Regions from separate parts of the Homo sapiens genome. Here regions 1 and 3 are each linked to region 2. A link is a loop called in an ENCODE intact Hi-C map of the cell type or tissue named here. Cell type or tissue: HCT116. All regions are shown on one strand.

The links. A loop is a pair of places that touch in the nucleus more often than their neighbours do. Peaks named below come from ENCODE experiments on the same cell type or tissue, not always from the same donor. Only the 100,000 strongest peaks of a DNase experiment are listed, where the experiment ranks them.
Region 1: it touches region 2 in a loop (9-fold over the local background); 6 of 110 quality-filtered maps call a loop at or near these places.
Region 3: a loop joins it to region 2, with 10 times the contacts of the local background. A loop is called at or near these places in 7 of 110 quality-filtered maps.

The regions. Positions count from the first base shown.
Region 1 is chr3:65,338,874-65,346,873 of GRCh38, reverse strand. No RefSeq gene overlaps it. Among named protein-coding and RNA genes, the nearest start is that of LINC02040, 170 kb to the right of the region's middle. In HCT116, CTCF peaks have their summits at 4,384 and 4,602 (motif pointing left); DNase peaks (open chromatin) are centred at 4,312 and 4,593; H3K27me3 peaks cover 624 bases.
Region 2 is chr3:66,193,030-66,201,029 of GRCh38, reverse strand. It overlaps LOC107986095 (a long non-coding RNA gene), which reads left to right and starts at 5,535. Exons shown (of 3, transcript XR_007095953.1): 1 at 5,535-5,791. It also overlaps a transcript of SLC25A26 not described here. In HCT116, CTCF peaks have their summits at 3,975, 4,183 and 5,389 (motif pointing right); a DNase peak (open chromatin) is centred at 5,459; H3K4me3 peaks cover 737 bases.
Region 3 is chr3:64,530,618-64,538,617 of GRCh38, reverse strand. ADAMTS9 (ADAM metallopeptidase with thrombospondin type 1 motif 9) reads left to right here. Exons shown (of 40, transcript NM_182920.2): 38 at 5,348-5,452. Among named protein-coding and RNA genes, the nearest start is that of ADAMTS9-AS1, 27 kb to the left of the region's middle. In HCT116, CTCF peaks have their summits at 4,812 (motif pointing left) and 7,982 (motif pointing left); DNase peaks (open chromatin) are centred at 4,797 and 7,947; H3K27me3 peaks cover 3,527 bases.

The sequences.
Region 1 (8,000 bases), 850 kb after region 2:
AATGACCCTCCCCATTGCTAAAATAAAAAGCAGTGAGAACAACCCACATTCAACATGTGGATCATCCTAAAACCTCTTAGAATTACCACAAACTATGTGAAAGGAAAATGATGTGCTCCTCTCCTTTTTAGAAAGAAGCAAAGATTTTATTTATTCTTCCTACCAGGGCCAACAATTGGGTTCCAGAGAACACATTTGGGCTGGGAGTACCTTTGTTTCCAGTTGCTTTCTTTTAACTGGTCTTATTGGAAACTTGTAACACGGGAACCATTTCCTGTAGCTAGATGTGCAAAATTGTTGTGCACTGTCACGGGCCCTGTGAAATCACCCCAGGAGTCTGGCTGATGATGTTTTCTCCCCTCAACTTATTTCAGTTTTATTTTTGAAATCTATTTCATGGGGGTTATTTTTGTTACTTTGGTGTATTTTGTCTGGATTGGTTTTTGTTTCACTCTTTATTTTTATTAAAAATGTATTCCCTCTCCCTTCCTGGATTCCATTAAAATGGATGAGAAATTCCACAGGCGCATGCCTGGATAATTAAAATGTCTCAATCCTTGTTCCTATTAATGAGCTTTATTTTGGATTTTGAGGAAACTGTTCTTTCTTCGTGCCCCTCCCCCACTATGTCATTGATGGTTACACTGAAACAGTGGGAAATGGTCTGGTCCATTTATAGAATTTAAACCAGAAAGAATGCCATATTCTCTATGATTTTATGCTACTTTCAGGAGGGGCCTGATGTGGGTGTCACCAAGAACATGATTCAGGCTTTGAGAAGACTAAGAAGAGCAGTTGAGACCAAAAAAACAAAAAAACCCAAAACAGAAAAACCCTTAATATTTTGTTTTACGATGCAAGTAATGCATACTACGTTAGTTTGGTTTTTTAAAAAAGTCCAAATAGTGTAAGATAAAAACTCTTAACCACTCCCTTCCTCAATTCCAGTCTCTTCCCAGAGCTAACCACTGTTGCCATATTGGAACGCTCCTTCCAGACATGTCAGGATATCTGCTAATGCACAAAAGCATATGTGTGTGTGTGTGTGTGTGTATGTTTTTTGTCTGTGGGGTTCTAAAATTACAAGTGCATAATAATGTACCTATTGTTCAGTGGTGTTATTTTCTCCCACTTAATTCATCTTTTGAATCTATGCCTTTTTTTTTTAACTGCTAAATTGTACAGTCATCCCTTGGTCTCCATGGGGGACTGGTTCCAGGACCCTCTGCAGATACTAAAATCTAAAGATGCTCAAGTCCCTGATACAAAATGGTGTAGTATTTGCATATAACCTACATCCTCCCATATACCTTAAATCATCTCTAAATTACTTATAATACCTAATACAATATAAGTGCTATGTAAATAGTTATACTGTATTATTTAGGGAATAATGGCAAGAAAAAGGTCTGCACATGTTCAGTAGACAATTTTTTTTCTCAAATATTTTTGATCCACGATTGGTCGAATCTGCAGATATGGAGGGTCACCTGTGTTCTATAGCATATTAGTCAGCTAGGGCTTCCATACCAGAATACCACAAACTGTGTGGCTTCAACAACAGAAATGGATTTTCTCAGAGTTCTGGAGGCTGCAGGTCCAAGATCAAGGTGTTGGCAGGGTTGGTTTCTGGTGAGGGCCCACTTGCTGAATTGCAGGTGGGCACCTTCTCACTATGTCCTTAGGTGGCCTTTTCCCTTTGTGCGTACCCCTGGGGTCTCTTCCTCTTCTTATAAAGACACCAGTCTTATCACATTGTGGCCCCACCCGTATGACCTCACTTAACCTTAACTGCCTCCTTTAAAGGCCCTATCTCCAAATACAGTCACATTGGGGATTAGAGTTGCAACATATGAATTTTGGGGGTAATTTAGTACATAGCAGATGTATGTATCTCCTATACTTTAATACTTTGTACTTTGTCTGCCATGGGATAAATTCCTTTACATTTTTTCTTAAAAAGCTTAATATAGTATGATTTTGCCTCCTTGGTCTAAAAGTGATTAAGATTTCCTTTACCTCTGAGGGTAGGGGGAGGCAAGAGAGGAAATGGAGATGGGAAGGGATGCGGGGGGAAGGGATTGATTATTTTTAAGGCTGATATCCAATTACTCATTCTCAATAGCCCGCAGGGTTTTCAGCTGCTTCTCTGCCTGCTAAGCTACAAAGTGGGAGAATTTGGCATTTGAGGATGCAAAGTTGGAGGAGGCAGGCAAGGCCAGAAATGTCCTGTGTGGGATGCAAGCCTTCCTTGAAAATTAGCATTGCCAGTGGGAAGCCTGGGAGGATTTAAAAAGTTCTGGGCCCCAGGCAGACACCTCCAGCTCTCTTTCCAGTCGCTATGCAGACTGAGTTGTCTGGGTGAGTAGCACCCAGTTACCAAAATTCAGCATTTACCATTTTGTGCATCTTTAAGGACCCTCTGTGCTGGCTCACCCACGTCCCCTCATGTCATGGGAAAATCTGAAATTCTTTGTTCATTTGGATCAGAGTAATGGCTCAGGGAAGACAAAAACATTTTTTTTTTAAATCTACAGGGGCTCTCTGGATATGTGCAATACTGGAGAGAAATACTCTGACCTCTTGTCTAAGGTAGTAGTTCTCAGGGGCAATTTTGCCTCCAGGGTACAGTTAGCAATATCTGCGGACATTTTCATTGTCACAACTTGGGGAAGAGGTTGGTGGGCTACTGGCATACAGTAGGTAGAGGCCAGGGATGTTGTTAAACACCCTACAATGCACAGGAAAGCCTCCCATAATGAGGAATGATCCAGCTCTGTATCAGTCTGTTCTCATGCTGCTATGAAGAAATACCTGAGACTGGGTAATTTATAAAGAAAAGTGGTTTAGTTGACTCACAGTTCCACATGGCTGGGGAGGCCTCAGGAAACTTATGATCACGTTGGAAGGCACCTCCTCACGGGGTGGCAGGAGAGAAAGAATGAGAGCCGAGCAGAGGAGGAAGCCCCTTATGAAATCATCAGATCTCACTAGAAAAGCATGGGAAAAACCATCCCCATGATTCAGTTATCTCCACGAGGTCCCACACTTGACACATGGGTATTATTACAATTCAAGGTGAGATCTGCCTGGGCTCACAGAGCCAAACCATATGAAGCCCCAGGTGTCAACAGTGCCCAGGTTGAGAAACTCTGCTCTAAGCCAAATGATAAAGATTTGCTGGGGCCTTGCAATTGGGAGAATAATTTCAAAGAACGTTGACATCTTAATTTTGCAGAACATGTAATTTTAGGTAAGTCTGCATCCCTCCGAAATTGCTGATTTGAATGCTTCTTTGAAACAGCGGGTATCTCAGTAAACGATTTCCTTTTCTATGTTTCCAATGGCTGCTGAGGCAGTCTTCAATTGCTTAGTCATAACATACAGGATTCTTGGAGAGCAGTTTGTGAAATCCAAAGCCATTCTATGTTTGGTTACATTTTCAGTTGGGTTACTTCTATCAAGTGGCCTTATTTAAATTTCAGCCACTAACTAAAGCTTCACCTTGAATGTAATAATAATGCACACCTCACAAGGTGTTATGACGATTAATTAGTTAACTTTTGTAAGGTGCTTTGAAGACAGGAAGTCCACTCTGAGTTCTATTATAATTCGGCAAATTAGGCAATTTTTAACCCGAGTAGTGGCTTTGATCCTGCCTGCCGTCTCACATACCTGAGCAGTTCGGCGGGAGGAAGGATATTGGAATAAGCAGTCATGGTCAGCAGTGGAAAAATGCAAACCTCATTTGTGATAGCTATTTTCAGGTTCTTTTAATGGTGAGATGAAGAGGAAAACACCCCAAGGGAAATTAATATCCCTTAGTAGTGAGGGAAGACTTCAAGTTGTTACCCCTGAAACCCCAACAGGTAAATTAGAGAAATGGTGTATTCTCTCACTCATAGTTATTCATTCATTCTGTCTCTTCCCCCTCTTTCCCTTCTTACTGCCCCTGCCCTTTTCAGAAAAGGAAAGCGTGATGACGAGACTCTGCTGAAACTCTATCAAGTAAACCACAGGTTACATCCAGGAAATCTTCATTTTCTGTGTGGCTTCTATCTTTTAACTCCTCTAGAGTTTGCCTCCTTCTTCCTTTATAACCATCATCATTGTTATCATCATCATCTGGTATTTGCACAGCCCTTTGCAGTTTGAAAAAAAACAAAAATTGAAGCCAAAAACACCTCCAATGTGCCAGGCACTGTCCTGGGACTCCATCTATTCCTCAGAACACCTATTAAGATAGGTACGATTACCTCCTGTTTACAGTTGTGATAACTGAGGTTCAGAGACTGCTATCAAGACCATGGTCACTGACCTGGGAGGTGATGATGGTGGGAGTGCTTGTTCTAAAGTCGGTGTTGTATTCTTTCCGGAACCTCAAGCTAAAAGAAATTTCACAGCACCTTGTTTTTCATCTGACTTTCGTCCTCTTGGTAGTCTAGTAGGGAAGGTGGCATCTTCTTTGCTTTTCAGATACGGAAAAAGAGGAGTAAAAGGGTTTGCTTATGAATACCAAGTTAGCTGGTGCATCGCCTCGCTCACCGCTCATACACGCCTCACCCCCTGCAATTTGGCTTCCACATCGCCCCCTGGTGGCCCTCAGCCACCAAGGCCACCTGTCCTAATAGACAAGTCTAGTGCTACCTTTCTTCTCTTCCCTTTCTGCAGCCCTGGACACAGGGGACCACTGCCTCCTGGATTCTCTCCCCTTGGCTTTGATGTTTCCTTCCTCCCCCTGTGATGCGTACCCTCCCTTTGTTTTCTCCTGGTCCCTCTGCCCGCTTTATGCACTGATGGCTCCCCAGGAATCCCTCTTGGGCATTCGTTTCCATTTTGGTGATTTCATCTATTTCCATTGCTTAGATCAGTGGTTCTAAACTTTGCTGCATATTAGAATCACATGGGGGAGCTTTCAAACTTCCAGACTGCACCATAGACTAATTAACGGAGAATCTCTGATCATCAGTAGTTTTGTTTTTTCCGCATATCTTTCCTGGTGATTCCAAAGTGCAATCAGGTGTGCAAACCAGAGGCTGAATAATCTACTATATGTGACTCTCAGGTGTGCACTTCTAGCCCAGACCTCTTCGTTCAATGCAAGACCTATATCTGCACCTGCTTACTCTGTCCCACAGACACTTTAAACTCAGCACATCCAAAGAGTATGGTTGTCAGATTTAGTGATTAAAAATACAGAAGGCTCTGTTACATTTGAATTTCAGATAAACAAATCATTTTTGAGGGTATGTCCCAAGTACTGCATGGTGCAGTCTGGAAGTTTAAAATCTTCCCCAGGTGATTCTAATCTGCAGCAAAGTTTAGGAACACTGATCTAATACATGGAAATAGGAGAAATACTTTTAGGGTAAGTATATCCTAATTATTTCATGGGGGCATACTTACCCTAAAAAATGATTTGTTGTTTATCTGAAACTCAAATGCAACTGGGCCTCCTGCATTGTATCTGGCAGCCCTCCCAAAGAGAAAATGACTTCTCTTGGAATTGCCTCTCTGCCTGTGCCCGGTAGCTCAGGGAAAAGCTTTACCATCCTCCCTATCAACCCAGTGGTGAACCTCAGAGCCTTCTTTAACCCATTTCTTTCTCACTTACCTCACATACAATCAATCACCTACTCTTTTGACCATCCCTCTGCATCAATGCCAATGTCATTGCTGTAAGTCTACCCTCCTCTCCCATCTCATTCTTTCGGGATTATGTTAACTTTGTACCTGGATCCCTTTGCCTCTACACTTTCCTCTAACAATCCAATTTTCATGATTGGCCAAAATAACCTTTTAAAACACATCTGATCATGGCACCCTTCCCCCATAAAAGCTTCTGATGGCCACTGATTGCTGAAAGACAGGGCAGCATGTGCCTCGCAGAATCAGACCCCAACTCACCCCAGATCCAGGCCTCCAGTCCTAGAGCATGGCCTGGCCCTTTCCTGCATCCTGGCTTCTAATTGGCCTGGACTACCTCACAAAATTCTGCTCATTCAAGGCCAGAGAGGACAAAATAAAAACCAACAAAACCAAATCCACCTTGGAGTCATCCTTTTCACTTTCTGATCTATTAGTAATTCCTGTGAACACTTCCTTCCTTATAACTCTTCCCAGCTGCCCACCAGCTCGCTCCTTTCTCCCCACTAATGCTCTTTCAAGACTTTGGCGTCTTGCGCCTGGACTCATGACAGAGCTTTCTGGTCGGTCTCACTGCTTCTACACTTGCCTCTTCCTCGTGTGGGCCTTTTTAAGCAGGTAAGATCTTGTCACCTATGTACCTATGTACGCCTTCCCTATTTTGTTACACCCACTCCCCTTGCTGGTATGGCCAGCAACTGTTTCAGAATACACCGACTGGACCTCCATCCCATGGCCAGGTTCTGAGCCTCACTGCCTGTGAGCTTTCTCTGGCTGGTGGAGCCAGCTCTCCTCATGCAGGCAAGCAGGCTGGCAGTGACCAGCAGCCCTCAACCCATGATCGACAGACCTTGGGTGGATAATCCACACTGTTCTCAGAGTTCCCCAGCAGGATTAAGCGCAGTTGCCCACAGGGATGATTTGCTTGTTAATACTGTTCATTGGCTCCTTCTATTCTTCCCATATTGGCATTTACTGGGTTCACCTCCCAAATAAGCAATTTGCCCTCGAATCTCTGACTCGGAGCCTTCTGCTTAGGGCCCCCAAACTAAGACACTGGTAAACTGTTAGTAATCTTCTCAGTGTGTTAGATCATCCTCATAAATGCCCCTGATGAGTGGGAGAACATACAAAATTGAAGGGCTGTGCGGAATCAAGAGAGTTTGAATACATGACTTGATGACATCACAGGGTTGACCTCTTTTCCTCCTTCTTATTGAAATCTCTTCCTAAAACTGGAGAGAATTCCTATCATAAGCTCTTTTGACGTATACTTATGTGACTCCCAACAACCCCTTAAGTGCCTGTTTCACCCACAAAGGAGGGGTCCTGGGAACCTTGTTTGTTGTCTCTGACCCTGGCTATAGATGATTGAACCAGAGTGGACTTTATTTGCTAAGCTGGGCAAATAAAGTCCGATCTCTCAGGGATATGGAGTTAGGACTTAAGACAGTTTAGCTCAATCCCAGCTGAGAAAAATAAAACCTAGGAACAATGAGACAGCCATTTTCCATCACATAGTTATCACTACATAGGCTAAAGCCAGTTTGCAGAGAGAGAAATAAAGGAGGCAGAGATGAGAGGAGGAAAGTACTCTCTTGGTCCCTGGCTGCTTTCCAGCCCCTTCCTAAAGCTCAGCCGCATCTTTGTCCATGGCTTCTGAGAGACAACCTGTATCCCTGTGATGTGTTTTTATTTTCTTCCTCCTTTAAGCACTTTAGCTAGCTCAAGTTGGTTTCTGTTACTTGCAGCCAAGGGGTTCTAATAAATAATGTTTCCATGGAGCTTTCTACAAAAGAAATGAGACAGCTTTGATGTGATTTCCTGCTGGAAGATTTTTGTCCAGACTACTGAGGTGGCCAACAATAAGCATCCAATGCCCAAGGGGGGCTGTCTGGAGGAAGGTGGGGAGCACAGTGCATTGTGTTTTTGTTTCCTGACAGGCTTTTGTTTTTTGTTTTTTCTTCCTTTAATTTGACCGTACAACTGGAGTATTTTGGTGCCATTTGGCTTCTTAAGATATCTCTGTTAAGACCCAACATTGCGACGTAGGCATATCCTATGGCAATCATCCTTAAAATTATAAAGCACTTCTCTTAAGCATGGTTAAATATGGGAAAATGAGCAATGCCATCTTTCAGCTATCCTAAAAATCTAATGTATTAGAACATAGGTTTTCAAAGAATCCGTCAATCAGTTAATTCTCCCACCCTCCCCCTGCTTAAGTGGTATTCCTATCCTGAAAGCATGCCAGTAATGAGCTGGTGTTGGAGTGGTCATGGTGGTAGATTGGCTCCACTGATGACCCCAGTTAAGGGCTTCTCTGTATTCAATTCTTTTTGTCCTGAACCTTT
Region 2 (8,000 bases):
AATTGCTGCATGCAGAAATATCAGTCTTTTTCTCATAGTGATTATACGGTACTAGACTAACTCCTTTGTGCCACAGCACCCTGGGGCTGTGTCTGGCACATAGGGAGTACTCTGTAATCTTAGGGATATTTCCCCCACTTAGTCAGTTGCTTGTTTAGTTCAGTGGCATTTTCTCGGGAAGCAGTTACCAATGAAAACCTTATCCAACATGAACTCTCAAAGGTTTATACCACCTCTGTAAGTAATTTCTGATTTTGATTTCTATTTTATAAGATACATAACTCTGTGGCCTATAAAACCAATTTTCCAATTGCTAAAAATAGCTTTTATGAAAATAGCTACTGAAAACATAAGTACAGGTTTGCTTGCTAGCTTTCTTCTGTGGGAGACCATGAAAGTACCCTGATCATTTATCTCTTTTGCTCTTATAAGGTATGGCTAATATGTGTATGGTCATTCTCTATGGAGATCCATTGGCAGAGCAACCACAATAAGCAGTAACCAGTGTATAGTCTTTGTAATACCTTTTATTTAAGAAAATGATGCTAAAAGGATCCATTGTGATGGCCATGACACTTGGATCCATAGCTGTGAGCCATGAGCCAAGAACTGTGACCACATCCTTGTGGTCTGTATGCTGTGCCACCCACCATTCTTCACTGCCTGGATTGTGCAGCCAGCTGGCTTACCCCACCCGGCACCTGCCAGGGAAAAGGTAGTAAAGACGAGAGGCAGTAGGTGCAGCCAAGCACAACAGCAGTCTCCTTGGCCAGCCAGGAGGCCCTTTTAGGGTGCTAGAATCAGTTTGGAATCCTGGGAAAGTTTACATTTTTAGCCCTCTAATTCATCGACTGCCATAGGGATAATTTGCCAAAGTAACAAAAAAGAGTAGTAATAGCCACTATATATTTGTTTATATTTTTTACCTCATTGTAATAGATCATATTAACATGAATCAAAGCAGTATATTTGAAAATAAGCAGCAAAAGTTTAGGCAAGTTGGTAAATGTCCATAATTCTGAAAATTATTTTCATATTGCAAGTTACAAAAGATCTAGATGAAACTAGAATGTGTGTGCATAGATCATGGTCATACTCAGCTTAGTGATGAGGGTGCATGTCATGGTTAGGGTGTAGTTGAAGGTCACAATCAGAGTCAATGCAGCTCTGGTCAGGGTTAGGATCAACTCTGCATAAGGATCAGGTGTCAGGTGTAGGGTAAAAGTAAGATTCAACTCAGGGTCATGATGAGGGTCAGGGAAAGGGTCATGACAGGGTGCAGCTGGGGGTCAGGATCAATATCATGGTGAGAGTAAGCTTCAATTTCATGATGAGGGTCAGGATGAAGTTGAGGCCAGTGAAGGGTTTAGTGTCACAATGAAGGTAAAGAAGGGTCAGGTACAGATTCAGGATCAGTATCAGAGGGTTAAGGTCAGAGTCAAGATGAAGGCCAGTGTACATTTCAGGGTCAGTTTTAGTATAGTTGTCAGTGCCAGGGACAGGGTCAGGTTGAGGATTGAGGTCACTGTCAGGGTCATGGTCAATGGGGACAAGTAAGAGTCAACGTTCAAAGGAGGCTGAAAGTCAGTGTCAGGGCCAGGATAAGGGTTAGGATCATAGTCAACATGAGAGTGACAGTGAGGTTTAGGATAAGAGTCATTGTTCAGGGAAGGGTAGGGGTGAGAGTCCAAGTCAGGATGAGGGTCAGAGTCAGTTTCAGTGTCAACATGAGGTAAGAGTCCATGTGTGATTTAGATCACAGTCAAGGTCATGGTCAGGGTAAAGGTAGGGTGAGAGTCAGGTTCAGGGTAGGGGTAGTGTCAGGGTCAGAGTCAGCATCAGGATCAAAGTCAGGGTGATGGTCAGAGGTAGGGCAGGGTCAAGTAAGGTACAAGGGTTGGGGGATGAGAGACAGTGTCAGGGTGACATCAGGTTTGAGTCAGATTTGAGGGTAAGGATCATGAGAAGGGGGAGGATGAGTATCAAGATCAGAGTAAGGGTCAGGCTCAAGATCTCAGAACAAAGGTCAGAGTCACGGCCATGGTTAGGGTTGGGGTCACATGGAGGGTCAGTGCCAAGTCAGGTCAAGGTCAAGATCAGGGTCAGGGTGAGGGTCAAGATACAGATCAAGGTCAAGATCAGTCAGGGAATGGGTCAGGGTCAAAACGCGTGTGAAGGTCAGAGTGAGAAGAGAGTCAAGGTAAGGGTCAGGGTCAAAGTGTGCCACTGGGAACGTGAGGGTAAGAGTTAGTGTGAGGATGAGGATCAGGGTTAGGCTGATGGTAAAGATGAGGGTAAAGGACAGGTTAAGGTTAAGGTGAAGATGCGGGTCGGATTCAGTGTCAGGGTGAGTGTCACAGTGAGTGCCGGAGTTAGGATGTGGGTTGAGGTCAAGTGAGGTGTCAGGGACATGGTGAGGGTGAGTGTCTGGGTGAGAGTAATGTAGAGGGTGTGGGTGGGATCAGCCTCAGGGTCATGGTGGGGAATAGAGTCTTGGTGTGGGTGAGCATCAGGGTCAGGTGCAGGGTCAGGATGGACAGCATGAGGGCAAAATTCTAGGTCAAGGCAAGGTCCTAGTGAGGGTCACTATGAAGGTCAGACGCACATGAGGGTCAAGAGTAAATGGACATATGACCACTATGTCCCTGACATTCACTCCGTTCATGAACTGCAGTGTCTTGGTGAGGATGAGAGCTACCATTAGGGCAAGAGTCATGTTAACAGACATGAGTTTCAGGCTCAGTGTCAGGCTGAGTGTCAGGTTAAGTTTGAGGGGTCAACTTGACCCTGACTGTGCCCAGAACCTCAATTATCATCCTGTTCTGAAAACACCCTGACCTAGACAGTGATCCTGAAGCTGACTCTGACCCAGATAATACTCTTACACTGACCCTAATCCTGCACTTGACTCTGGACTTTTCCTGACCCTAACCTTCACTCTGACCTTCACCATGATGCTGGCTGACCTTGACCGTCAGCCTGACGCTGACCCTGACTATCAAGCTGACACTTTCTCTGACATATACACTCACCCTTAACCTTATCCTTATGCTTATCCTGATGCTCTCTGACCCTGATCCTGTCTATGACCATCACTTGTCCTTGGCCCTTCCTCTGATCCTCATGCTGACTCTGAGCTGACTTTACCCTGAATCTAACCCTGATTTTCTCCCTGAATTTTATTGTCAGATTCACCATTTTTATAACTGTGAGCCTTACCCTTACACATATACTGACTCAGAATCTCCCTCTCATCTCACAATAACCCTGTCTTGCACCTGACTCTGACCTTGACCTTCAGCCTCACACTGACTTTACTTCTGACCATGAACCTGACACGCAAACTCACCCACCTCTGACCCCTAATTCCTACTCTTTCTCTAAACCAGACACTCAAGTTCACCCTGCATTTGACATTACCACTCATCCTATTCTCACATTGACCTTGACCCTTGCTTACTTAGCCTGACAATTATTTCAATCCTCATCCTTATCCTTAACCTAACCCTGACCCTGACCCCATCCCTGATCTTTTCTAATGTTGATACTGACCCTCACCTGATGTTGATCTGACCTTGAAGCTGAGCCTGAGACTTATCCTGATCCTTTCATTGTAACACTCCACTTGATGCTGATCCTTATATTGAAACTTACTCTGAATTTCACCATGACCCAACCTTGACACTCACCCTTACCCTGAACTTATCCGTCACTATGTCCCTGATGCCTATCCTCATACAGACTCTGACACTGACCTTCACCCTGAATCTGACCGATACTCATTGTGTAAGGTCAGGTACACAATGTATATATATATATCTGAGTTTAGGTTGGCAAACAGAAGTAATATTGAAAAAAATTCATATTGGGGCAAACCAGCTCAGCCTTCTTACACATTACTCTCAAATGAAACTTCTTATTGCTTTTTAGAGTAAACTGACATAAACATAAGGACAGCAAAACATACTACTTTCAAAGGCGCATTCTTACTAAAATAAAAAAATATACAAAAGACCACATATAAGCCATATTTTAACTGACCCTTATTTATTAAATTATCAGTGAATTAACAAAATATGCCTTGGATGATAATACATATATGCTTGTATTTGCCTTCTCAAAACTTTTAATTAATATAAGATAATGCTTATTAAAAAATGACCCAGATGGTTTTTAACTTTCTGTCCTCTAGGTGTCTCTTATGTCTACAGAAAAAGAAAGAAAAGGCTGATTAATTCAAGATAATAATTAATGTAGATGGTTGATTATATAGGGTATAAGAATTACAGAAAGAGTTTCTAATTGATTTCTTATTAGTTTTTTTAAAGTTATTGCAGTTAATTCACATAATAATTTAATTTGATATAGATTGTTTTATTTAATATACTGATAAATTCTATTTTAAGGCTATAGTTAAACACTTTATTATTTAATAATGTGTTGTATATCCACAAAATAGCTAATCTAGAATTAGCTCCACTTTCTAACAATACCAAATCTAGAGCAAAACCCTCACTTCCTTAGACCCTTCCCCAAGTCACCCAACAAAAGATTACATTCTATAACAGGTACTTTCTGACGCCTTTTTACTGAGACACCCTGTAGTTCCCAGTGGTGTGCATTCTCCCCCAATGCAAGCCATAATAAGCCCAATTTATTCATCTCAGGTATGTGCCTAGGGGGTCTTTGACACAAGGACACTGACAAGTTGAGTGCATAGATACGCACAGAAGCTGCGAAGTCAGCATGACCAGGGCTGGATCCCTTGTTTTTGCCTTTTCAAAATTTTAAAATACTGGAAGATAAATTCTTATGAACAAATAAGTTGGATGGTTTTAAACTTTCTGTCCCCTGGGTTTTCCTTATGTCTAGAGAAAAAAAACAGACTGATTACTTACTTAAAGATAGTAATTAATGTAGATATTGATTAAACTGAGTATAAAGATTGCAGAGATAAAAGTCTATGCAGAGGATAAATGTATTTTCAATAGTCAGAAACCTATTTTTATGTTTGTACACGTGTGTCTGCCTAAATTCATACAAATAAATGTATATCAATAGCTCCTACGCTTGATCTTAGCCAAAAGGCGGACAAGCAATATCAATAGTTCCTTTACTACAATTTGTTACATAAATAATTTGCCAAGTGAATAATTAGAATTTAGGTCTTCCATGTAAATTTACCAAATATTTTTATCCCCAGATCAATAGAGGTTTCTTTTGTCACCAAATTATTCTGTTAATTCTCAATGCTTTTTGCATATTCTTCAACCATTCTTTTGAGACTCCTTTGGATAGTGTTGACCTAATTTTATTTGTTCATATTTTAAAATGCCGGCACCTACTGTAATACACCCCTAAAATACGGACCACACAACCAGAAGATGGAGACGCCGAGCGCGTGCGCTCCTCGCTCGGCAGCACCACCCATCAGCCAGACGCTAGCCCGAGGGCCTGCCCGGCGCAAGCGCACTTGCTTGAAGGAACAGGTGGTGGGAATCTGGTTTTTAGCTGAGCCTCCAACCCTGCCTCCTGTGTCGTTCTTCCTACTGAGGAAAGAAGAGGATGCAGCAGATCTCCCCGTTAATCCCTAATCCTTGTCAGGCCGTTGCAGCAGGCACTCCCGGGGCTGCGGATGGCTCCCTACCGCGGGTTCCTGGAGAACAGCAATTTGGCAGCAGCTGCACCTGGAATAGTCTGTGCATGCTCAATAGTTGGGCAGGGGGCTTTTCCCCCAAAGATCAGCACAGGACAGGGTCAAAGGGATTACAGCGGGTGTTTCCTAGCAACGGTGAGTCCTGCCCACTGCAGATTCTGGGTAGGGGGTATGGGGCGGAGGCTACTCTCTGAAAACTTTGCCAAGAGTGGCAGTACAGCATAATTGCGAGCATGCGTTGGGGAGCAGTGGGAAGGTGACTTATGCCAAAAGAACTAAATTGCAGGATTCCGGGTGCATTAAACTTGAAATCCGTGACTGGGTCACTGGTAAAGGAGGTGGGATTGGGGTGGGCAGACAGCTCTGTTTCACCTCCCTCCCTTCCCCACCAAGGGGAGGAGTGGGTGAGTGGCTGGGTGGGGACCCCAGGTAGACCACAGGGTCCAACCACCCGTTCCTTTAAGCAAGTTTTGGGCCCGGCGCGGTGTCTCACGCCTGTAATCCCAGCACTTTGGGAGGCCGAGGAGGGCGGATCACCTGGGGTCGGGAGTCCGAGACCAGCCTGGCCAACACGAAGAAACCCCGTCTCTACTAAAAATACAAAATTAGCTGGGCGTGGTGGCGCATGCCTGTAATCCCAGCTATGCGGGAGGCTGACTCAGGAGAATCACTTGAACGGGCGCGGAGGTTGCGATGAGCCGAGATCGTGCCATTGCACTCCAGCCTGGGCGACAAGAGCGTAACTCCGTCTCAAAAAAAGAGTTTTCATCCTTGCAGAATAAGGACCCTAGAGAGGGTTGATTTTAGATATGAAAGCTAATAGTAATGCTTTCTGCCATGGGAGTTTAAGAGGTTTTGAGAGCTTTGCTAATTTTAGTTATAAAATTCCATTCGTTCTCTCTGTTCATCTTGAGGACTACAGATGATAAGGACAGTGAAGTTTCTGTGTAAAAGTACTTCAGTGCAGTTCTAGTAAAATGAGCACCTCTGTCATTGGAGAGATAAATGGGAATTCCCCAGGTGGGAAAACAAAACCAAGCCATCCCCTGAACCCTTTCAACCCCCAACCCAGCATGGAATAGCTTTCCAGCAAGGAAAAACTTCAGTCCACCCTGAGAATAAATACACAATGAGCAAAACATATTTATAATTCATTGTAAAAGGTATTTGTATGAAGTCCATTTGGAGGTATTTAAAGGGGCATAGAGGCTTTGATTCCTGTCCATGAGCCCACCTTGGCAGTTTATCAGGATGTGTCACTGGCAGATAAGACACATTTTCAAACACATCCTTGGCAGCTACATCTAAAATTAAGCCACCAGTGTTGGTCTAATATTGTTGTCAACTTATCGTTCCTTTATGGTTACATCATGAAGAATTTTCGTTAAGCTCCATTTTCAAGTGTTGAGGCACGCTCAGTTGACCATCCTGGTGATCATCTAATGATCATCCTAAATTGAATTAGAGACTTGTTTCTGACAGTTAGGAACAGCCTCTCTGAATTTCTCCAAGACTTTTCTTGTCCGTGTGATGATAGGACTGTTTATCTAGGTTAATATTGTTTGTTTAGCATAGGGGCCAGCCAAAGCATTACCATGAGTTTCTAGGTCTTGTCTTTTCAATGACTGTGTTTTTATGATAGCTGTTTTCTTAGGTAATAGCAAAGCATCTAAAAGTTCTTTAATTTGTCATTTAATTGGTGTAAGTTTTTTTTTTCAAGGTTAGAAACATCTCTGTTTCTAAACAATTCTGAATTTGTGGACTACCCCCAAAACACATTTACTATCAGCATAAATAATTGCTTATTTATTTATTTGTGAGCTGCCAAGCCCAGATAAGGACAATGATGTTAGTTATCTGAACTGATTTAATTTCTGGAAGTTGTCTATGTTTTAAGGGTGAATTTCACTCCATGATAGCATTTTAACTTTGATCAAATAAAATTAGGTCAAGGTTATCCAAGGGAATCTCTGATGATAGTTGTAGAGAATACAAAAGCAGTAGAACAATTTGTTGACAAAAAAAGGAACCTCTGTTGACCTGGGCATAAAATAAGTCACCTCATGCAAAAGACCTAAATTCTAATTTTATTCTTTTGGTATATTATTTATATAACAAATTGTAGTAAAGGATATATTCCCTTTTTGTATGCATCAAGACATACAAATATAAATAGGTAATAATTTAAAGTTTTAAACTATAGCTTTAAAGCATAATTGTCAGTATACTAAATAAAGCAGTATGTATTATATTAAATTTATTATATGAGTGAACTACACAACTTTTAAAAATATACAAACAGAAAATCCTATATATACATACCTGTATCTCTCTGCAATCCTTG
Region 3 (8,000 bases), 1.7 Mb after region 2:
TAGACAGAAAAAACAAGATGCAAAACACTACATGCAGTATGATCCCATCTGTATTTTCTTTTAATGTATAAACAGAAAAAGTCTGGAAGGACTTTTTCAAAATATTAGTTGGGTGCATTGGTAAGGTTTTTTTTTTTTTAATTTAATGTTTAACTTTGCCGGGTTTCCTAAATTTTTCAGAGTAAGCATGAAACCAATTTTTAAAAAAATAAATAAAAGTTGGACGGGGAGATCTCAAAATTTTCAAGACTTATCTGGGTTTCCTTTGGTTCCTGAATGGTAGTCAGAAATGGCTCTAGAATAGTCTTAGCAACAAAACAGCTGACCTTTCTCAAGTGCTCACTTTGTGCCAGGCACCATCCTTTTTACTGGAGACTCACAAACATTCATCCCTTGAGAAATCTGTAGCCTATTAGAGAGGATGACAGGTTAACGAATATCCATGAGATAATAATATATTCTAGAAGTCCTCCGGGACCAAGGCTTGCGGCTCTGTGGATGTCATTGACTCAACCTGTTACCCCTACTTCAGTTCTACAACGTCTGCAGTGTTCGGACCAGAAGTGCAAATTCATCATCTTCTGTTGGATGGCTTTTCAGCGGAGCCACTCAGCAGCAATCTTTCTGCCCATTCTGTGGTTCTACACTTTCTTGCCTGAGAGAGGCGTGGCAAGTTTTAGCTTGTCTTTTGAAACATTTTGTCATAATCAGCTCGGGCTAATTTTGCAAAGCAGACGTTAGTCTTTACAAGAAGCTTCTGCCCTTGGAAGGCAGGACAAACATAATGAACTCAGTGATTCTGGGCAGGAGAACTTGGCCAGTTTTCTCTTAGGTTTAAAGGAGGTCTTCACAAAGCTGTTGTTAAACTCTGTCAAGAGTTTCTTACTTTGCCTGTGAACCTTCAAAAGTCTGAAGACTGGGATTCTGTGACGCGTTCAGAATCCCAAGCCCTGTCTCCATAGGATGGATTTACCCCCAACTACAGAGAACGTCCGAAGACAAACACATCTGAACGTTGTTTTAACGAGGCGTTTTTTCGGCCTCAAGCTTTAGAAGAGCATTGCTAAACGTTTTAGAGAAGTGGAGAGGAAGCTCTCAGGAGAGAAGGAAAATAAACAAAGGACATAATGGTAAAAAGAGCCTTTCTTCCATTACCCAGGAATCAAAAACTTTTGAAGTACAGTTTTTTTTAGGGCAATTGATGGCTTCAAAAACCCCATTGGTATCTGTTGCATTTTAGTGGCTAACAGATTGGCCCTGTCCTGCCTTTTTCAAATGTCTCAGGATTTTCTTGTTTCTATATGCACATCCTTTGGGAAGCTTAAGTAAATGAAAAGTAACTTGCATTCATTTATTTTAATAATTCAGAGACAAATGAACTGATTGATTTGCTAAATCCTGACAATGAAGCAATTCCTAAATGAGAAAACCCAAAGCTTGAGAGAGGCTAATTTGTATTTTTTCCCAGCTCATTCTTCAAACCATATTGGGTACTTTAAGAATTCAATTCCTTAGACACATATTGAGCACCAGCTACACTGATGCAAGATGTGAGTTTTTCAAATCAGTTTTCCAGGAAAAGGTTTGTAGAAAGCGTGATTGTGGAGACTGCTTCGGAGTAGGTGGTTCAGCCTTTGACCTAGTGATTGCACAGAAATCAAAGCAGAATGATGTTGTGTTTGAGAATTTCTTTCTTTTACCTCATTGACCACTATTGCTTTGTGGATGTATTTATTAATAAGAGTGGATTCCCCGACAGCCCTCATCTTGAAACATAACCAGAATATTTTTTATCCTGATGACAGTAGATGTGACACTATTATTATTGATGGTATTAATAGCTAGCATTTATTATGCGTCTTTGCTTTAGTCACTGTACTCAGTATTGTCTACTCAATGTAGCATTTAAATCACCACAGTATTCTATGAAAATGCCTCCTTTTTAAAGAGGAGGAGGGTAAGGAGTAGAAATTGGGAGGATTTGCCCAAACCTACACAGCTGCCGCTCAGTAGAGTCTGGATTTGAACCTAAGTGTGTCTGAATTCATATCCATGATAGTAGACATGTCTTTTTGATTCTGTTTTCAGGCAAGATTTCTGCAACATTTGCTCCTGTACAACAGAAAACAGGATTATCCTTTGGTCTAAGCACATCTTTTGCAAACCTTTACGGACCAACTAGTAAACGTATAACTCTCAATCACTCTTCTTTAGAATAGGCAACAGAAGGTGGTATTTACAACTCATGTGCCCTTTAGACCTTGAAGATAAGGCCTTTAAGGGCAAAGATGTCCCAGAGCAGAGCCAGAAAGAACATTAGGTCTTTACTTCTCTGGTGGAACTCAACTTTCAGAGTGCTAACAATCAGCTAGGACATTTGCTGAAATGCAGATCCCTAAACTGGAAAGGGCAGAAGGAGAATGAGGAGGATGATCTCCTGTTGCATCTGGGTTCATCAACCCCTCTGGGAAGGCAGACTTAGTAGACGTATATATTGAGCATGTTCAGACACTGGACGCCCAGGTCGGCTGGGGGCATTGTCCAGAAAGAAGCTGGGTCAGCCGCCTGGACCTCCGGAAAACTTCAGTGCCAAAGCAGATCAAGTCTCCTTTCTCTTGCAGTGCAGGTGGGACAGGCAGTCTGAGTGGAAAGCAGAATGGAGGGAGAAAAGAGGGACATTCTTGGCACTAGGATGGCCTGGGCACTTTGAGTTATGTGGACCCACTCCTGGGGGCAGGAATGATAGTAAGATAAGAAAATTTTGGGGGGAGGGGGTGGCAGGTGCGGTGGGTCATGCCTGTAATCCCAGCACTTTGGGAGGCTGAGGGAGGTGGATCACTTGAGGTCAAGACCAGCCTGGCCAACATGGTGAAACTCCATCTCTACCAAAATAAAAATTAGCTGGGCGTGGTGGTGCACACCTGTAGTCCCAGCTACTCAGAAGGCTGAGGTAGGAGAATCATTTGAACCCGGGAGGCAGAGGTTGCAGTGAGCCAAAATTATGCGACTGCACTCCAGCCTAGGTGACAGAGTGAGACCTTGTCTCAAAAAAAAAAAAAAAAAAAGAAAAGAAAAGAAAAGAAAATGGCCAATGGAATAATGCAACATACAGAATCCGGTGTCTGAGGGGGCTTCAGTGCAGCTACAATCAAAAACACCTGAGCATGGCAGCCATGCCACATAAGAACCATGAACCTCTGTAGCATATTGTCATAAAAATGTCATATGTATATATATGTGAGATGGAATCTCACTCTGTTGCCCAGGCTGGAGTGCAGTGGCACAATCTGGGCTCACTGCAACCTACACTTCCTGCCTTCAAGCTATTCTCCTGCCTCAGTCTCCCGAGCATCTGGGATTACAGGCACACACCACCATGCCCAGCTAATTTTTGTATTCTTAGAAGAGATGGGGTTTCACCACGTTGGGCCAGGCTGGTCTTGAACTCTCAGCCTCAGGTGATCCACCTGCCTCAGCCTCCCAAAGTACTAGGATTACAGGTGTGAGCCACCACACTCAGCCCAAAAATATTTTTTAAATATTACCTACTGTCTGCCAGGTAATGCGTGACGTGCATTGTGCCTTCTGTCTAATCACCTCCTATTCACAGGTTAAGTCTTACTAATCCATTTTACAGATGATCTCCTTGCCTGAGGTCATGCTGAAAGTAAAGAAGGGAGCAAGATTCTAGGGTAAATCTACCCTTTGTACCAGGTTTTCAATCAGCCTCAGCACTTTTCGGGCTGGAGAATTCTCTATTGTGGGCTGTCCTGTGCATCGCAGCAGCATCCTTGGTCTCTACCCGCCAGATGCCAACAGCAGCACCATTCCCTGCCCCCCCACAGTTGTGACAAACAAAAATGTTTCCAGACATTGCCAGATTTCCCCTGGGGTCAAAATCGTGCCCTGTTGAGAACCACTGATTTAGTCCAAACTAAGTCCTCTGGTCACCTCTATCTTGTGGAATCTAGCACTCCAGAAGTGTTTATAAACTTTTGTTAGTCAATATTTATGGAACTGGCATTGAGAGACCTCTAAGCTACACTTAGTCCTGGAAATCTTAATTGAGGAGCTGGGATATAATATTTAAGTGGCTAGTCGTATGTTACAAACCATAGCTGATTCAATAAACAAAGCAATAGTAAGGCCCTGCTCTCAATAAGCTTACTGTTACATTGAAGAGATCACACGAACACTTACAAAACAATTAGAAAATGTAAGACAGATACCATCTTTTTGCATATCTACTAAGCGCCAGCCATAGCTGATTTCTTTTAGTCCTCTGTACGGTGCTCAGAGGGAAGAGAGTTTTAGTGCTTTCCATTTTACAGATGAATAAACTGAGGTTCCAAGAGGTGAGAAAAGATCTGGCCAGGATCCAATCACAGGTGAAAGAATTTTTCTTACACGCGGGTCTGATCAGCTGTGAGCTCCTCCTTGCCTCTCTTCTTGTTTATAAAAGACTGTTTTGACAAAGTGCTGGTTTGTCAGTTTCAGAGAGAAAGCAATCAGGAGTGTTCATGTGGAATATTTTTAGCTCTGAAACTGCTCATTGTGGAGTAGGAAGCCTCAAGAAGAAAGTATTTCAGATGCCTTTGCGAGTCATTTTTGAAAGAGAGAGTGAGAGAGACAATTGGAGAAAGCAGCGAGAGGGTCTTTCTGCTGCACCGTCTCTTTAGAAATCAATATTGAGGCACCAGAGGCCATGTTCTGAAAGGCACCCTCGGAGGGGAGGGGTTTGGGAGATCTCCCTTACCGGAGCCTGAAAGCCGCATCCTCCAGGCCCAGGTGGTCTTGAGCAGGCCAACCCTGCCCTCTGCTGACCGTCCTGGGGAAAGCGCCTCTTCTTTGAAGTCCCGCCCTGCTGTGCTTAGTACGCGGTGTGCTAATCGCCCCAGGGAGCTGGAAGCCCAGGAAGCTTGGCACCAAGATCTTGTTAGAAAAATTACACTGTGACATTTTGTTCCTGAAGGAATCTGATAATTGTGAGCAACATCAGGACTGCTGTGTTAGGGAGGCCGAATGGAGCAAGGACTTTGAAGTCAGGAGGATGTGAGTTGGACTCCTACCGTATCCTGGAGAAGTTAATCACTTCCGCTAAGCCTCAGTTTCCCTATCTGTAAAGAAAACCTCCTTCGTAGAGCTCTTTCGAGGATGACTAACATGATGCATGAAGAATGGCTGGCCCTGAACAAACAAAACTAAATACTATCAATAATTAGTAGCTATCACAATTAATCAACATCCTTCTCTTTTCCAAAGTACCTTTTATTGTATCACCTTTGCCTTTGCTTTTTTGAGGACATCACATGGACTGAAAATCTCTTTTGTTGGTCGTGTTTTCCAGGGTCGTTTTAGCATCAACCTTTATGGAACCGGCTTGTCTTTAACTGAATCTGCCAGATGGATATCACAAGGGAATTATGCTGTCTCTGACATCAAGAAGTCGCCGGTAAGGTTCTACAGATGGGTTGGGAGATGAATTTTTATTTCTTTCTTTCGTTCTTGTCTTTATTACTGTGGTAGTGGTGCTGAAGGAGCAAACGAATGTGCTTTCCCACTTAAGCCATTTTGTAGTGTCAGGAAGACCATTTAGGAAATAAACCTAGGGTGCAGTGTTTACACGTGATTAAAGTGTGAGAGCCTTGTTCACTTCTGGTGAATTCTTCCTCGAGAGGTGAACATATGAACCATCCAAGTAATTAGAAAAACCACCTAACCAGGGAGGTAAAAGCAGGAAGAAGCCTCTGTCGAGAGTGTGGCTCAGATATCTTTCAGTTAGCCAGCTTGCGGTTCGTTCTATGAACCGAGGGGAAATGACCTCTTCTTTTTATTTAGAAAAATTGAAATACAGATGGAGCTAGAAGACAGATAACTTATTAAGCGATATATCTGGAGAATTAGAGATACACAGGGTCTACAATAATAAGTTTTTCACCCTCTAAAATCTGGGTGGTTAAGGTGTGGTCTACGCAGTGCATCAGTGTCACCTGGGGGCCCGTTGGAAATGCAGGTTCTGGGTCCCAGACCCTAGTGAGTCAGAGTCTACAGCTGAACAGTGTCTCAGGTGGTGATGGGCACAGTACAGCTTGAGAAACACTGTGCTGTGCAGATGGTCCCTGACTTACGACGGTTCCACTTGATTTTTCAACTTCACCATGGTTCAAAAGCAGAACACGCTCGGTAGAAACCCTACTTCAGGTACCGATACAGCCGTTCTGTTTTTCACTAAGTACAGTATTCAATCAATTACACAAAATATTCAACACTTTATTATAAAATAGGCTTTGTGTTAGATGATTTTGCCCTGCTATAGGCTAATGCAAGTGTTCTGAATACATTTAAGGTAGGCTAGCCTAGGCTGTGATGTTCAGAAAGTTAGATATATTAAATGCATTCTTGACTTAATGATATTTCCAACTTGCGATGTGTTTATTGAGACATAACCCCATTGTAAACTGAGGAGCGTGTCGACTGTGTACTGTTTCTCACCGTGGGTGTATAGTAGAATCACCTGAGGAATTTTTAAATGCACCTGCCCAGGTCCTTCCCACACAGATGAGCTGAATCGGAATCTCTAAGGGTGGGGGGACCTGGCAGGAGTAGAATTTAAAGCTCCCCAAATGATTCAAATGTACAGCCAGGTCAGAAACCGCTGCCACTTACAGCCTTCCCTCTGAAGTCCTGAGAACGTGGGGCAGAAACCCGGCTCGTGGAAAAATGTCTAAGTTTACCCAGGCATGGCCCATTTCTCCCGTCCCATCTCAGCCAGGAGCCCTGCCTGGGGTTGCCTCAGAAATAGGGGAAGACAAAGAAGAGAGCTGGGAAAGTAGGGTTTTATTACAAGGCAGAACGGCCAGATAAAATACAGGACACCCAGTTAAATTAGAATTTCAAATACACAGTGAGGATCGCCTGATCCTAAGAGTTCGAGACCAGCCTGGGCAAGGTGGTGAGACCCTGGTTTTGCAAAAACTTTAAAAATTAGCTGGGCATGGTGGTGCATGCCTGTAGTCCCAGCTACTTGGAGGTTGAGGTGGGAGGATCCCTTGAGCCCAGGATGTCAAGAGGGCAGTGAGCCATGATTGCGCGACTGCACTCCAGGCTGGGCTGCAAAGTGAGACACCATCTCTTTTTTTTTTTTTTTAAGTACACAATGAACACTGTTTACAATAAGTGTACTGTTATCACTACATGGGACATAGTTATACTAAACATGTATATGTTGTTTATCTGAAATTCATACTTAACCAAGCATCCTGTATTTTTATTTTCTAAATCTGAAAACCCTATTGCAAATACTTCTACCTAATCAAAATAAGACTATAAAAAAGCAGCTCAACCTGCCTCCCTCACCTGAGAAAGAGGAGAAACGTCCAATTGGGACATTCCAGGAAAATCTGTTTCCTGATCTCTTTTTCTAGCTGCCATGATTAAGTTTGTGTCTGTGAAAAAAAGCTATCTCACTCTCTCTCTTCTCCATCTCAGCCAATCAATGTCCTCAAATCCGATTAACTAAATAGTCATATTGATTACTTGTAAATTAGTCATTAAATATTTTTCCTTGCACTGAAAGGAATAAAGATAGCTGAGAGAGAGTGCATGAGCTTTAGAATGTGCCCCGAAATTATAATGTTCTTTCCCCATTCCTTCCCTCCAAAATCTATACATTATGTTTCTTTTCTCTTGACAAATAAAAATCGTATATTTTTATCGTGTACAACATGATGTTTTGAAATACACTGTATGTTTCAGTGACCCAGAACCAAAAAATTTGCCTGTCTAGTGCCACTGCACTGCAGCCTGGGTGATAGAGTGAGGCTCTGTTAAAAAAATAAGTAAATAAATAAATAAAAATGTGATTGTAGGAAACCCATGTAGATAAACTGTAACCTAAATTATAATTTTATTCGTTAGATAGTTACTACCGTTTCAGCCAGAAACTAAAAATAATTAAAGCCAGGAGCGCCACCTTATGGAAAGAATGATCACTACACTGG